2 separate regions of the Homo sapiens genome follow, and region 2 is linked to region 1. A link is a contact called in ENCODE Hi-C or POLR2A ChIA-PET data. All regions are on one chromosome and are shown on one strand. The core of a region is the stretch at or near the end of the contact, and the rest is flanking DNA. Distances in the headings are between cores, read along the strand shown.

Evidence for each region. A loop is a pair of places that touch in the nucleus more often than their neighbours do. ChIA-PET counts read pairs that join two places held with the same protein, here RNA polymerase II (POLR2A). Pooled maps may share reads with other maps.
Region 2: a map of IMR-90 shows a loop between it and region 1 (2.8-fold over the local background). The contact joins two enhancer-like sites. A Hi-C loop is called at or near these places in 1 of 168 maps with a recorded cell type or tissue (IMR-90) and 3 of 50 pooled maps. POLR2A ChIA-PET finds 5 or more read pairs at or near these places in 4 of 52 experiments (AG04450, GM12878, MCF 10A and 1 more).

Annotation. Positions count from the first base shown.
Region 1 is chr5:135,305,625-135,310,749 of GRCh38, forward strand. The region is part of intron 3 of PITX1-AS1 (PITX1 antisense RNA 1); the gene reads left to right. Among named protein-coding and RNA genes, the nearest start is that of LINC02900, 60 kb to the left of the region's middle. Within about 2 kb of position 2,852, at least 2 of the 41 ENCODE cell types and tissues checked have a DNase peak (open chromatin) inside an H3K27ac peak, as active enhancers do; they include IMR-90 and PC-3, where a contact is called at or near this core.
Region 2 is chr5:135,206,780-135,211,904 of GRCh38, forward strand. The region is part of intron 3 of PITX1-AS1 (PITX1 antisense RNA 1); the gene reads left to right. Among named protein-coding and RNA genes, the nearest start is that of LINC02900, 39 kb to the right of the region's middle. Within about 2 kb of position 2,177, at least 13 of the 41 ENCODE cell types and tissues checked have a DNase peak (open chromatin) inside an H3K27ac peak, as active enhancers do; they include IMR-90 and PC-3, where a contact is called at or near this core.

The DNA of each region.
Region 1 (5,125 bases), core at 1,602-4,101:
GGGCAGGTGTCTTCCAAAGTGGGTAGGCTGGCTGCCTGAGGCAGTAGAAAAAAGGACCCAAGGGACTGCAATCCCAAAGGTGGAATGGGGCCAGGTCCTGGGCTGAGGGTCTAGCTGGAGTAAGATACAAGAATGGTTGTGGGGTGGCAAGGAGGGTGGCAGACATAGATCTGTGTGGGGCACAGTGAGAGGGTGGGGAGGGTGTTGCTGGGGAGCACAGGTGTTACCTGGCCAACAGGAAACCAGAAGTGCAGGGATTATCCAACCCGAGATCACAAGGACAGACATGCACTGAATGTCATTTGCTGAAATGAATTAGGACCCCAGCTGGCTGTTCAGGTTGCAAACGAATCTCAAAGTGGTATTATTGGGGGATCAGTGTTACTCACTCTAGTTAATGAGCTGATAATGCTTCCATGGAAACCCTTTTGCTAAGAGCTAAGGGGAAATCTATGTTATTTCCTTGATGAAATATTCCTGGGCCTCAGTTTCCTCATCTGTGGAATGAGGCCTATGTGCCACAGCCCTCTTGTTAGCAGACACTGCTCAGCGTTGCAGAGCCACACAGGTGGTGCCCGAGGTAGAGAGGCTTCCCTAGCCCTGTGCTGTGGGCAGTGTTGAAGGGCTGCCTGGCATGCACCACCTTGGATCAGCACTCCAAGGACAGTCAAACGTGACTTTCCTGCCTTGTTGCTATCAGACAGTTACATTTCATTGGTAAGTTACGTCAATTCTGAGTTTTAACAAAAGTTTCTGGGTGGGGCCTCTACTCTTAGGGAGTTGAGTCTGTTGCCATGGAAGGAGGTTAACCTACATTTAGGGTGCAGGTTGGTTCATTTAATTTCTATCTATCCTGGGAGAGCAGGGTAGGGGTGGGTGGCTAGTATTTTGTTTGTAAAATGAAGCTGATGTGGCTCAGACAGGGTAGGTGACTGTCCCAGGGTCACAGGTGACTGGTGGAGGTATGTGGAAGTCAGGTGTGGCCCACTTGAGTGCTCCTGCCATGGACTGCCCTCTGCTAGCCTCATCTGTGCTGGGCATGGGCCGGGCTGTGACTGGTCCGTCCGTCCGTCCGTCCGTCCGTCCGTCCATCCATCCATCCATCCATCCATCCATCCATCCATCCATCCCCTCCCTGCCTTTTCTGCCTTCCCTGCCTGCAAGCTGTCCCAGAGCACATGGATTACAGAAGGTACCAATGGGGCTTCCCTGCAGCCAGCCCTGTGGGGACCCACGGATTGTGGCCAGGATGACCCTTTTATTCTTGACCTGATGGTCCCCATGTGTGACAGTATCCTTGCCTTCTCTTTGGACATCACACTCTGGAAGGCTCTCGGTGCAGGCAGCTAGGGACAGCCTTGCCTTTGTTTATAGGTTAGTTCCCAATCATGGTGGTTTAGATAAAAACAAAAGAGAATGATGCCCTTTGGCCTTGCTGCTGGCTGCCAGGTGTGTGTGGCTTGCAGAGCATTTCTACACCTATGGTGGTATTGAGGACTGCTTTGCTGACGGATATTGGAGGGTCATCTGGAACAATGGCCAGGGCTTGTGTCACACTGACCACAACAGTCTGAACACCAAGGAGGCAGGATGTGAGGGCGGGCAAGGGTTGAGGCCTCAGTGTCAAACAGACCAGCGCCGACTCTAGATTGTACCGTTTTCTTCTTGTGTGACCTTGAGCAAGTTGCTTAGGCGCAGTGCCTTTACCTGTGAAATAGCAGTAGTGATGACGATGATGACGATGACGAAGACGACAGGCACTCACAATGTGGAGCACGTAAGCCCAACCAAGGACCTGGATTGTGCAGGGAAAGCAGCCCCTACATGGTGCAAGTGGTGGTCAGGATTCTAGTGTCGCCCTGGTAGCAGTGGGTCCTCTCAGCTCTCTCCCTCCAGCAGCCTGGGAGGCCGATGATGCTGACCCCACAGGACAGGTTCCTCCACTAGGCAGGCCCTGCATCTGCCCAGAGCCTCTTCTGCACGGGAGCCACATGGAGATCGTGTTAAAGCCTCGGCGTCCATTGTTCAATCAATCAGGCTAATCTGCCTGCCCCTCGATAAGGGGAGGGATCGGGTTTCAGGGAGATTTTCCCTGGATTACTTCTAGTAGCCGCTCAGTCTAGACAGGCCTCTCAGTTACAGGGGTGCAGACAAAGGCGAGGAGCGGGAATGCCTGGCCACGAGGTGGCCCAGGGCCCTGCCGGATGCCTCCTCTCCCTCCTTCCCTCCCTCCACTGCCCTCCTCTCTCCTGGGGGGCCAGGGCAGGGAAGACACCAACCTACTGACCTGGGGGCCCTGGTCAATCCAGGTGAAGGTGCTGAGCCCTGATGGTGTGCCCAGGCTGGACACTGAGGAGCAATCATAATACATTGAGCTGATGTCTAGGGAGCGCTTCACCCTGTGCCTGGCATGGCGAAGAGACCCACGTGGGCTTTATCCTTCTCAATTCCTGTGGCGCTCTCATGAGGAAGCCACTCATGATGTGTGCATTTAAAGATGAGAACAGTTAGGTGCAGGGAACGTGGGGTGGGGATTGGCTGGTGAAAGGATCGTCCCAGTGCTGACGGGACAGGCAGGGAGGTGTATGTTGACCTCCACCATCTCTGGAATTGAGGTGGAGGCCAAAACATTTCTGATGTGTCACTCTTCAGCCCACTTTTCCTGCCACAAGAGGACCCCGACGGCTCTGAAGCCTTGGGCGGTGTGGCCTGCATGGCCTGCCTGCACATCTGTGTTCTGGGTTCCTAGCCTGGCTTTGCTACTCCCTTGCCCTGTGATCTGGGCAAGTCACTTCTGGACATCAGTGTGCTCATCTGTAAAACGGGCATGACATTTACCCTGTCTGGCAATAGGAGCCCTGTGTGAGTCACCAGAGAGAACGTGTGGGAAATAAGTAGTTTTGGAAACCACGAAGTGCTGTGCCAGTGATAGTTACCAGCTCCTAGTACGCTGTCTGCCAGCCCTGGCTGGGGCTGAATGAATGAATGTGAATAACCTTCCTTCTAAAATAGGGTTGGGGTGTCTCGTCTGTTCCCCTTTTCCATATCCCCAACTTGTCCTAACCCTGGGGAATGTGGGGAGCAGCCCTGGAGGCCAGGTGATCTCAATGGTCTCACTCCAAGGCCACAAGGGAGAGCTGCATATGTGGCCTGTCTCTCCAGGTTTTCTGGAAGATGAGTGGGGGATGCTCCCTGGCCCTCACTGGCATCTGAGGTCATGCAGGTGCAGCCCTTGCCACTAAGCTATTGCAGTGTCCAGGCGGGCTGTCAGTGCAGGACAGGCTTGAATGCAGGGACTGCCTTCTCAGGCTTTTGGAACAGCTTGGAGAGGGGCCTTGAGAAAACATCCTTCAGGGCTGGAATGTGAACTTTGGTCATGTATATGTGTGCATGCGAGAGAGGACGAGGAGACAGAGGAGACACGTGGCTCTTCATTTTCTGACTCATCTATCCTGGATTTTAAACAGGATCTAGTATAATTCCACATTACTTTCTTGTTCTCCGTGCCCTCTACAAAGTGAAACACTTGATTCAAGAGAACGAGGCATCGCTCATTTAATGGATTAGCTTTTCCCAGAGCAGCAAACCCAAAAACCATATGAGAACAAAAAACGATAATAGCAATAGTAAAACTGACAAGTTCATGAGACCCTGAGGCATTGCTCCTCTGTACCCAGTGTCTTCTATCTCCAAGTCTTCTTTGTTTCAAGGGCGTCAAATCAGAAATTAACCTTGTACATGAACCTGGGGAGGGCAGAGGCTGCACAGAGATGGCCTTGGGTGGTGGCTGAAATGGTTCTGCACACCCCTTCTCTTGTACTATACACTTATTTAGCCTGTACACTGTGCTCTTTGGATCAGAGGGGGCTTAGCAAGGAATGGGCAGGAGGAGGGGGTCTCTTTATCAGTGAACACGGGAGCAGCATGAGAAGTTCAAAGAATTTTGAGACCTGACTCCACTTGCCAGCTGTGTGTCTTAGGAAGTCAGTTAACCTCTCTGAGTCTCTGCTTCCTCATCTGTGAAATGTGAGAGGGACAGGACTGAAGCTGTAAGGCCATTGTGAAGATTTGTCTAAGATGGCAGGCCTGATAGGGCTTTGTGCTGGGAGGCGAGCCCTTCGGAAGGACTGAGCATGGGAGCTGTTGGCAGGGCTGTGAATCTGCAGGCAAAGCCTTTGCTGTGGGCTCTTTGGGTGTTTGACTTGCCTGTTTAATCGGCCTTGGGTACCTTGACTCATTTCCATTTTTATAAATGCATTAAAAATGCCACTGGGCTCAGAACAAACGCCAATTTAACCTAAGCATAGCTTACTCTTTGTAATGGTGAGTCTTGAATCTCCACCAAGCCAGGCATGGCTGCTTCCAGCAAGAGGAGCAGGATTATAATAAAATCAGTATGTGTTCATAGACATTAAGTGTGTTATTAGCATCTTTGAATTGGATGAAAGCTAATCTTTTCCACATTCAATGAACAAACATGAATGATGTCAGTGAGAGAGAGGAGGAAACCATGCCCGTGGGCAGAAACCAGTGACATGCAATGAAGAGGAGGAAATGGAAGCAGCTCTGCCACCTCCTTGCTGTAGAACCTCGAGTGAATCACTTGACACCTCTGGTCCTCAGTTTCCTTAATCTGTCAAATGAGAGAATTCTTGGTTTATCTATCCACTGGGATGAAGACCTTGTGAAAATATATACTGAAAAGATGTTTAAAAAGTATAAATCATATACAATTGTATAGGGTTGTTATTGATGGAAGGACATGGTGGTGTATGGATAGTCATTGGCAACAGATGACTTGTAAAATTCTGTAGTTAGATTTTAGGTGCCTGAAGTGAATGAGTGAGTTGAAAAATATGCCAGGCAAGACAGCTGTTTACATTTCTAGGAACGCATACTCTGTGGTTTTTCCAATTACACATCTTTTACTTAAATAGAACAGGATATTACAAAATTTAACCTGTTCTTGTTGCCCTTACCATTAAAAACATTGTCAACAGTTGAGAGCTCTTAGGGGCCAAGCACTGACTATGTACTTTGACTGTATTATCTAATCCTCATCACAAACCTAGGAGGCAGATCCTATAATTGCCAGTACTATTTTATAGTGAGGAAACAGTCTCGC
Region 2 (5,125 bases), core at 927-3,426, 100 kb before region 1:
CAGGGGAATCCACAAAGCATAGTGCGGCACTCCAGGGCTTGCTACAGCAGAAAGCCTTTCTCACCTTAGGCCCAAAGAACAAGAACCTGGAAGAGGAGAGTGTGGGCACCTTGAAAGGAGCCATAATCTTTGGCTGAGGGAAGTGGCCAGTTTTTGGAGACCTCCTGGTGGGAGGACTGGGAAAATAACTACTTTTGCACCAACCTAGTAAGTATTCCAACCTCATTCTCTCCCCTTCCTTTGGTCTCCTGCTGGTGCTGCAAGGCAGCCCACTGATGCAGTTCATATAGAGCCACCTCCTGGGGCCCAGAGGGTGGATCGTGGCCCTGCAGGGGCAAGTGGAAGATATCTGATAGAGGGTGGGTCTTGTCAGATGTTTTTCCGTGCATTTACGTATGTGTCTATGAATCCAGAGACAGTATGTGGTTTTGTTTTCATTGCTTGTTTGATATCCATGGGATCATACAGCATGCTTCATTCACAACTGTGGCTCTTACTCGTCAGTGCCCCAGTGTTCTTCCTGTGCCAGTACATCAAGATCAGCCTTGTTCTGTTCTTGTGGCTGTTGCTGTTCCACAGTGTGAACATGATGTAGTTCATTTTGCCATTCCCTCTTGGCAGAACTTAAGTTGCTTCCTTCTTGAGAACTTGTTGTCTTCCCTCTGGGAGCTCTCTTGCCATCTTGGGAACATCTGGGAAGGAAGTTGCCATATGCAATATATCGTTTGCTCCCATGGAGTCTCATGCATGGCTGAAAGCTTTTTTTTTTTATTGTATATATTCTTTATCTGTCCAAACAGCCCTGATTTTTGGCAGCTGGGACTGGTAGGAAGAGAGTCAGGTGGGGAAGACAATGAGGACTAGATCAGGCACTGGAAGACTTGGGTTTGAGTTTGAGCTTTGCCACATTGTCACTTGTGACCTTGGGCAAGTCCCTTCGCCTCTCTGAACCCCAATTTTTCACCTGCAAACTGAAGATGATACTCATGCTTTCTCTGCTTGCCTTCCTGGATCCTTGTAAGGGTACCCTGAGACAAAGGATGAGAAAGTGCTTTGTGAAAATCTGCACAGATGCAGATATTCCTTCTACGCTCTGACTTGAAGTCTGGCCAGGAGACGAAGGCTTTTTGTTGTTGTTGTTTTTCTTTTTGCATGCTCCCAGCATAATCAAAGAAGTTGTTTGTTTGGTTTGGTTTTTTTGGTCTGAGTCAGAAGCCAGTAACAGTTTCAAAGTGCAAGGCTGGTGCTCCTCTCCTCCAAGCCCCTCTCTGCAGTGATGACAATGGGAGTGTTGCCAGGAAGCATACTGTCTCTCTGCCCCACCACCCCTGTGCCCTGACCCCCAGCTGTGGCCAGGCTCAGCTTCCTCGAGCGACAGGGCTACCCCAGACTAAGGACAATCTGACTCTGAACTTTTGGGCAATCTTTTCCATGGGCTAATTTGCTATAGGATTGCTCGTTTTTCCTGGAAGACCGAGTGGCTCTTAGGAGTGGATTTTTTTGTCCACACTTAGAAGACCAGCAAATGGTCTTTCCCTCTTCTGTACTCTGAATCAGAGAGGCAGTGTGTGCCAATGTCACCACCCCACAGACAAGATGACCAGCTAGGGAAGGGGTCTGTCTGTGTTCCTCACTTGTTCTGAATGCTCAGAACTCACCTTCTCCAGAAAGCTTCCTCTTGTAATGAACCACAGCTGATGTTTCTTGAGCACTTACTCTCTTCCAGGCATCATGCTAAGTGTTCTCCATGTACCATTTTGTTTAGTCCTCACCATAATCTTATTGCTGTCATCTCCGTTTTGTAGGTGAGAAAACCTAGGCCCAGAGGGTTTAAGCCACTTGACTGAGGTCACACAGTTAAAGGCAATTAGCATTCAAACCCCAGGCTCTCTAGAGGTGGCCCATGTCCTTGGACACTAAGTTCTATGCCCTCCTGGCTCACCCTGCCCTTCCCGATGTCACTCTGCCCTTGGTTGGGTTTTCTGTGTGATGACTCATAATATTTCTTACCCACATGTGCCTTATGCCCTAAAAGATAGTGAATGTATTTTCTGCTCTTTTCTCCCTCCCCAGAGTGACTGGGAAAGAGTTATGTATATAGCAGGAGCTTAGTGAATGCCAATTTCTTGTGAAAATCCCACTGGGGGTGCTGTTGGCAGGCCCAGCACACCAGGAAGGCAGCATTGGCCCTTTATGGAAGTTATCAGGAAGATGAATAAGGCTTGAAACGCGAGCCCCTGGCAGGCTGACTCAGACCCCACAGAATGGCTGGCCCTGGCCTTTGAAGAGCTGAGAGCTGTTTACATCCTACTAATGGACCTCGCTGGCTGCAAGCAGTCAATGTGGCTATATAAATACTCCAGCCTGGGGCCATGGAGTGAGTGAGGACATGAATGCGAGGAGAAACCCCCTCCTCAGCCTCATCTCCTCCTCAGTGAGGGATCCCTGGGCAGGAGAAGCCATGGGGACAGGAGGACTCTAATTTAGCAGGAAGCCCCACACGGCAGGCCTGTGCGTGGTAACAGAATGGTGTCTAGTTGATGATGTGGTATGTAGACGTTTCTCCCCACGTGAAGTTCTTTGCATAAATAAATGGTGACCAGCTGTTAGTCTTCCTATTAGCATGAACATCCATCACAGCTTGTTTCAAATCTAAGTCTGGGAGGGAGAAGCTTAGACTCCCATGAAAGGCAAATGTTACAATGGTAATCCAGCCCAGTCTGGCACACATCTGCTTAGAGAAACTCGCAAACTGGAAATGTTGGCTGGGATCTATATGGGGGGTTGGGCATGGGGTCTGATGTTCTCTGTAAGTGTCCCCACCCAGGGAGCTGCATTTTTGTCAGCAGGGAAGACGTGATGAGATCAGGCTCCCATTGGGGCCTGTCAACATGGTGCCGATGGCTGCTGTACTCTCCAGGGTGCCCTTCCCTATCTCCCACCAGTGACCCTGGCCCACAGCAGACCTTGAGAAGGTACAGGTAGGCTGGGAAGGGAAAGGTCTCCTCCCTTAGGGCTCAGACCCTGGCCTGCATGTTGTGGTCATGGACCACAGGCTGTTTGAGATGCCCTCTTCAGGGGTAGCTAGTGATAGGGCAGAATGTCACCATCGGTCCTATGGTGAGTTTTCTGGTGCCATTCTCTGTCTGTCCCACCAGTCTCTGAGAGGGAGGCAGGAGCCTGCCCTGCCTGCCCCATCCACACCTCCCCAACCAGGGAACCCCATCACTCCCTCTATTCATTGTGGATGATGGTAATTATTTTTAATATCTCTCCCTGGGAACTCAGTCATTCACCCACCCATTCTACAAACATTTATTTTGTACCTGTAGCGTACCAGGTACTAGGAATACATGGGTGAGCAGGACAGACATGGTGCCCATTTTACTGGAGCTGTTTCATTAGAGTGGGAAGGATAGTCAGATAAAGCACAAAGAGACTAAAAGACAATGGCAAGTTGTGAAGAGTGCTATTAAACAAATGGGATAGAGGGACCTAGTCTGGATACAGTGGCTTCTCTTGGGAGGTAACTCTTGAGCTGAGGCGTAAAGACTGGGATGGAACCCAGTAAGTGAGGAGCAGTGCAGATGAGGGACTAGCATGCTGCAGAGGCTCTGGGGTAGGGGCAGAGCTTGGTTTCCTTGTGGAATTAAAAACCATCAGTGTGGCTAGAGTGTGGTGAGTGAGGGCCAGCTAAGAGCAGCTCCTGGTGGAATTGCAGGCCGTGTGCCAGTCTTGTGGTTGTAGGAGCTTTGCAGGGGCCGATAAGGCCAGCAGGGTTTTATGGAGTTTGGGGGTGGGTGTACCGTGAGTGAATCGCTTTATGTGCATTGGTATAAAAGCATTTTTTGGGGGCCTAGTGCTTGCCAGACAGGGTGTTGAGGCAGATTAAATTTAGCTTGAATTTCCTCTTGAAAGCAAAGAGCCCACAGAGGTCTTTAATTTGGGATGACATGATGAGGCATGGAGGCAGAGCAGCAGTGGTCCTGGTTTCTGTGAGTTCTCTGCAAAATGGTTTCCCAGATACCGACACACTCTTCTCTCTCCCTGTCAGCCTGGGGCTCCGGCTTATATGAGTGCTTGCTGCGGATGTGACCAGTGGTCTGCACACAGTAGGTGCACAGTGCACTGGGACTCCGTGCAGTGCGAGCTAAGGAGACCCTGTCCTTGGGAGGAGGCCTCAGCCCAAATTGCAGATGGGGAAGGGGAAAACAGCACTTCCTCAAGCTATAGAGCATTTGGGTGCTTACTGCTTCCCCTGTCTGCACATGGAGAAACTGAGACCTGGAGAGAAAGTCACAAAGTTCATGACTAGCTGATAATTGTGTTTTCCATTTTGTGTTAGAAAAGTACTAAAGAAATCGATAGCTCAAATAGCTACTGTTAGTGCTGTTAAGATGCCTGGGCATTCCTAAGAGTACCCAGCAGCTGTGTCCTGGAGAACCCTCTGTGTATCCAGTGCCCTTTATTCCTAAGAAATGAAGTCATCTCTGGCCTGAGAGGCTCTGCATCCTTATATTTTAGGAAGGATGATTTCTATTCTTAGTCTTCTCGCTTTCCCTGCAGAGTGATAGAGTGTTTACAACTATTACCCACACTCGCCTCTGTTTAGCCCTGTAAAGAACATCCTCAGCACTTACTCCGCATTAGGATTTGAGCTTTAAATGGAAGACAGCAGGGTGTGGTGGGAAGGCTGTGGCCCCAGCAGTCACATTGCCTGGGTTCTAGCTGTTTGAATTTGGAGAAGTGACTTGACTTTTCTGAGCCTCCTGTCTCCAGGGAGACAGGAGGGGCAGATGGCGATTCTTGCAGTTGTGACTGTAGCTTGCGTGGCAGATGCCAGTTCTTAATCACCTTCCACACACAGCTTAGTGGTTCTCCAACCTACAGTGTACGTGAGAATCACCCAGAGGGCTTGTGAAGCAGGGATTGCTGAGACCCGCCCCGAGAGGTTCTGATTGAGTAGGTCTAAGGTGAAAAGTTTGCATTTTTACCAAGTTCCCAGGTGATGCTGATGCTGCTGGTCCTGAACTACAACTTTGTGCAGGGCTGCACACACTCACTGAATTCATCTCTGCAGCCCCTTAGTGTTGTATTGTTATTTTCCCTTTGTGGAGGAGGAAAT